Regions from separate parts of the Homo sapiens genome. Here region 2 is linked to region 1. Evidence: chromatin contacts called from ENCODE POLR2A ChIA-PET data. All regions are on one chromosome and are shown on one strand. The core of a region is the stretch at or near the end of the contact, and the rest is flanking DNA. Distances in the headings are between cores, read along the strand shown.

Region 1 (2,700 bases), core at 177-2,676:
CCAAGGTCAGCTGGCCACAGGCCCAGGCCTCCTCTGAAGCAGGGACCAGAGGGAGCCAGGCAGCTGTGTACAGTGAGAAGGGATCCGGATGGGGGAGCTCTGTACAGAGGGCTGGTGATTGTAAAAATTTCTTTTGTAAAGTAGAAGTTGGGGGTGGGGTGGGTGCTGGCTGCAAAAATTTCTGGCTTCTCTTACCCCTATTGCCCCCGGCAATAAATTGTTTCTATATGCCAGAGCCATGCAAAGTTCTTGGTGGGGAGGGGGAAAGGGCCCATGCTGGCTTAGGGGCTCTAAGGCGCCCAGACTCACAGGTGCTGTGAAGAGCTCCTTTATTGGGGTGATGGAATCGGTTCCAAAGAGCTGGTTTACTGCTGTGAAGGGATCGCAGCTTTGAATTTCAAGCTCTGGTTCTCAGTCCTCGGGCACCTGTGCGTGAATCTGCAACAGGAGTCGCCTCTACTGTTGGACTTGTAAGACAGGGCGGCAAGCTGGCCCCCATACCCGAGGAAGGACCCAGCTGTTCAGAATAACCGCTTCTAGACATGCTAGGAAGAGTGGTCAGGGAGCTACGCTTCCCACACACTACCCAGTAGAATCCTCCAGGCTCCGTCTGCGCAATTGTGCTCCCCAGCCCATCCACCCGGGGGCAAGACGGAACTCCTCGTCTACTCACCGCTGCCGCAAGGCTGGGCCAAGTTAAGGCCCCACGCACTTTGGCATCCGGGCCAGGGATGGTCTCCAGACCCCACAGGGTGAAGCGGCTGAAGTTGGCAGTGGCTCCAATGAAGCGGTCCTGGGGAAGGGGCCTGGCTCAGCATCGGGACTACAGCTCCCGCCCGCACCCCCTTTCAACCCTATCCCTTTGCTCACGAAGTCCCGCTCCAGCGGCTCCTCCTCTTGGTCGTCAGTCCCGGAATCCCGCAAGGGGTCTGGCTTCCCCATCGACACCTTCTTCTCTTCTGTCACCATCACGTATCCCACGAGGCCAGGCGGCACCGCCACCTCCTCTCCCCGTAGACAGCGGCCCCGAAACGACACTTCGAGTCCTGGAGCGGGAGGCGCAAAGGGCCTCAGGCAGGACCCACGCTGGGTCGAGCCCGGAGCTGCCCTCCCGCCACCTCCGGACGGACCACGATCCCCAGGAGCCCAGGCGATGAGAAGCGCGCAGGCCGGCGCGGGGGCTGCCGGGAGCCGTAGTCCGGCCGCAGGGCTCACCCTCGGGGCCCTGGCGGATGGCGGGCGTGAAGAAGCGCCCCACCGGGGCGGGCCCGTCCACCGCAACCTCGCAGGGCAGCAGATGCAGTGTGGCGGGTACGGCGTCGCGCAATGTGGCGGAGCGCAAGTGGACGCGGTGCCTCTCGATGGCCGCTTCGTCGCCGCTCTCCATCCTCCCTCCTACGCGACGCCAGGGCTCGCGAGCTGACACTGAAGCTGGCGCGGAAAGCGCGCAGGACCTCTCAGGAAGCCTCCGCGGGGCCTCACGGGAAGCCGCCGCGGAGCTTCACGGGAAGTGTAGTCCCCTTACCCCCTAACGCTTTCCCTGGGTTCAAGTCCTAGGGTTTTCCAGTTGTGTTTTGTTTTTTTCCTTCCTTCCTTCCCCCCTCCCCTCTTTCCTCCCTCCCCTCTCCCCCTCTCCTTCCCCCTCCCCCCTCCTTCCCCCTCCCCCCTCCCCCTCCTCCCTGCCTCCCTTCCTTCCCCCCTTCCCTTCCCTTCCTTCCCGTCCTTCCCTCTTTCTTTCTTTTTCTTATTTATTATTATTTTTTTTTGACAGAGTCTCGTTTTGTCGCCCAGGCTGGAGTGCCAGGCACGGTCTCAGCTCACTGCAACCTCCGCCTCCCGGGTTCAAGCGATTCTCCTGCCTCAGCCTCCGGAGTAGCTGGGATTACAGGCGCACACCACCATGCCCACCTAATTTTTGTATTTTTAGTAGAGACTGGGTTTCGCCATGTTGGCCAGGCTGGTCTCGAACTCCTGACCTCAGGCGATCCTCCAGCCTCGGCCTTCTGAAGTACTTGGATTACAGGCGTGAGACACCGCCCCCAGCCGGGTTTTTTTCTTTTATTGTTTTTAATGGCACATGTCGTTGTAAAAATCTAAAACGATTCTGAAAAGTACTCTTTTTATATTGATTAGTAGGTAGGTTATTCATTTTTAGTTTATTAGGGACATCAACCCTTTTCTTAAATGCATTGAAAATGTTTTATCTGTGGTCTGTCTTGCAAACCTGTGTAAAGGTGATTTTTGCTGGACAAGGACTTATTTTTGTGGTTGTTTGGTCTTTTAGACAAGGTCTCACTCGCCTAGGCTGGAGTGCAGTGGTTTGATTGGCTCACTGCAGCCTCGACCTCCCAGGCTTAATCCATCCCCCATCCTCAGCTTCCTGTGTAGCTGGAACCACAGGCCTGCGCCACCACGCAGCTAATTTTTGTATTTTTGGTAGAGGTGGAGTTTTGCCATGTTGCCCAGGCTGGTCTTGAACTCCTGGACTCAAGTGATCTGCCCACCTTGGCCTCCCAAATCACGCTGGAATTACAGGCGTGAGCCACTGCACCCAGGACAAAGACTAATTTTTTGTAGTCAAATTTATCAACACTTTTCAGTCTTTTAGATTTCACAATTTTCTCTCTTTGGTTTCTCAGCTCTTCTCTAATGTTTATTTGTTCAGACACCCAACTTAGATATATTTTTTCAAGTTCTCAC
Region 2 (2,700 bases), core at 159-2,658, 9.5 Mb after region 1:
CTGTCTCTGTTTAATATACTGATTTCATTTCCTTTGGATATATACCCAGTAGTGGATTGTTAGATCGAAGTTTCTATTTTTAACTTTTGGGGGAAACTCCATACTGTTTTCCATGATGGCTGTGCTAAATTACACCCCTACCAACAGGGTGCAAGTGTGCCCTTTTCTCCACAGCCTCCCCAGCACTTGTTATCTATCATATTTTTTATAATAGCCATTCTACTCTATTTTAATATATTATATGGTATCTATACACATTCAGGTGTGAGATGATATCCCACTGTGTTTGCATATGCTTTTCTATATCCTACTTGCACTATAGTCTATAAAAGGTTTGAGACAGCTCACACCACACAAAGGTACAGTACTACAACAGTAGGAATTAGGCTAACATTTATTACTTACTCTGTACCATGCAATGTTCTAAGACCTTTGTATGGATGATCTCATTTAGTCCCCATAACCCACCTGTGAAGTAGATATAGTTATTACCCCCATCTTATACCAGAGGGACTTGGGTAACAGAGATTAAGTAACCTGGTCACATAGCTAGTAAATGGTGAAACCAATCAATTAAGGCTAAGGAGCAGGAAAAATATAAATAAGAGCGAAAGGTTCTCAGAATGAGAGAGAAAAACATAAATGCATGGACCCATAAAGATTAATTCAGTTGATACCATTGAGCCATTTATTTGGTTCTGAGGTTTCTGGTAGCCCAAAGGGAAAAGAAGCATGGCCAGTGGCATGAATCTCATTAAAAGAAAGCCAGGGCCGGTTGCCGTGGCTCACACCTGTAATCCCAGCACTTTGGGAGGCTGAGGCAGGTGGATTACCTAAGGTTAGAAGCTCGAGACCTGCCTGGCCAACATGGAGAAACCCTGTCTCTACTAAAAATACGAAAAATTAGCCAGGCATGGTGGTGGGTGCCTATAATCCCAGCTACTTGGGAGGCTGAGGCAGGAGAATCACTTGAACCCGGGAGGTGGAGGTTGCAGTGAGCCGAGATTGCATCATTGCACCACTCCAGCCTGAGTGACAGAGGAAGACTCTGCCTCAAAAAAAAAAAAAAAAGAAAAAAGAAAGCTGGAAGTGTGTTTCATTCTTCATGGAAACTCAGCTCTTGCTGAAAAACACTCTCTTTCATGGGGTGGGAGGAAGTTAAGCAGATCTCTCATCCCTGTGGCTGCTTCCCTTCGTGATATGTGAAGGAACCCGAGGCTGGCAGAGGGTTCCATATCACCCCAGAGTCCACATTGGCTCTGTGGGTCAGGGACCCTAGCCCCTGGACAAAGCCTTCTTTTAATAGGAACTTAGTTCTCACCAAGGATAGCGCCTGGATCCCTGGGGGCCCAGCAGACAGGAGGGCCTTCCATGGGCTGAGCTACACACAGCACATGGTGTCCGGCAGGCTTGCAACAATCAGCAAAGAGCCCCCAGAGGGGAAGTTCCAGCAGCCCTCTCCATCCAGGGCTGCTGACCCAGGCAAACACAGCCCAGATGGGTCACACTGCAATCCCTGCACTGAGCAGAGGCACGTTTCCTGTTTCTGGAGCCCGTTATTACTCAGCTGTCCTCAAAACAGATGAGGGGGCAAGCGGCAGAAATCTGTGGAGAACACAGGGTCAGGAGCTAAGGACAGATAGGGCTCCCAATAGCCACAGAATATAGCCCAAATCTCAGCCTGGCCTTCCAAACCACCCGAGTCTGGCTGTGGCCCATCTTTTGGCCCCAGCCCCTACCCCAGCCAAGCACTGCTGTAATCAAGTTGGTGTCCCCACTGTGTCCTGCACAAGACCTCCACCACCGTGCCTCTGCTTCAAATCTGCTCTCCCTTTCTATCTACCCAAACCCCAAAGCTCACTTCTCCCTGGATGTCACCCCTGACCACCCAGCCCCTGAAGGTCTGTCACTCCCCTCCTGTTCCAAACCCCATGCTCTTTCACAGCAGGAGACAGGACTGACACAGGGAGACTAGAGAACCTGGGTTTGGTTTGAGAGCCTGCTCTGCCAATAACTGTCTGGGTGACACTCCCCCTTTTGGGGCCTCAGTTTCCTCTTCTGTAAAATAGGTGCAATAATAATCCCTGCACCAGACAGACCATTGTGGGAATTAAATGACATGATGGATATGAAAGTGCAGTGTAGCTGGGCGCAGTGGCTCACGCCTGTAATCTCAGCACTTTGGGATGCCAAGGCGGCCAGATCACCCGAGGTCAGGAGTTCGAGACCAGCCTGCCCAACATGGTGAAACCCAGTCTCTACTAAAAATACAAAATTAGCCAGGTGTGGTGGCGTGTGCTTGTAGTCTCAGCTACTCGGGAGGCTGAGACAGGAGAATTGCTTGAACCTGGGAGGCAGAGGTTGCAGTGAGCTGAGATTGCACCACTGCACTCCAATCTGGGGGACACAGCAAGGCTCTGTTAAAAAAAAAAAAAGTGCAATGTAGACCAAATAGGAATGTACACGTGGGAGCAGACGACATTGTGGTTGTTTCTACTCTTTATGAGAACAAGGAACCCAAGCAAGGAACTCAGAAGATTCTGCTTACCCTGCCCCTTCCTGATAAAAAATGTTGGGAAGTGATCAGTCTGTCCCCAGGCTGTTCTCCTGCTTCCTGGGGCAGCCCTCACTCCAGCACTCTCTCTCAGCTGTCCAGGACCCTCCCACCACTGTGGCATCCCTCCCAGATCACTCTCCCAG

What was found. ChIA-PET counts read pairs that join two places held with the same protein, here RNA polymerase II (POLR2A).
Region 2: POLR2A ChIA-PET joins it to region 1 with 11 read pairs in PC-9. The contact joins the enhancer-like site here to the promoter of RNASEH2C in region 1. POLR2A ChIA-PET finds 5 or more read pairs at or near these places in 2 of 52 experiments (HEK293T and PC-9).

Annotation. Positions count from the first base shown.
Region 1 is chr11:65,719,372-65,722,071 of GRCh38, forward strand. It overlaps RNASEH2C (ribonuclease H2 subunit C), which reads right to left and starts at 1,427. Exons shown (of 4, transcript NM_032193.4): 1 at 1,216-1,427; 2 at 871-1,046; 3 at 674-793; 4 at 1-438. The coding sequence starts at 1,387. The coding sequence ends at 412. KAT5 (lysine acetyltransferase 5) reads left to right here. Exons shown (of 13, transcript NM_182710.3): 13 at 1-233. RefSeq lists a silencer at 1,113-1,352 and an enhancer at 1,503-1,572.
Region 2 is chr11:75,180,318-75,183,017 of GRCh38, forward strand. All of the region lies in intron 7 of SLCO2B1 (solute carrier organic anion transporter family member 2B1), which reads left to right. Among named protein-coding and RNA genes, the nearest start is that of SLCO2B1, 31 kb to the left of the region's middle. Within about 2 kb of position 1,409, at least 13 of the 41 ENCODE cell types and tissues checked have a DNase peak (open chromatin) inside an H3K27ac peak, as active enhancers do.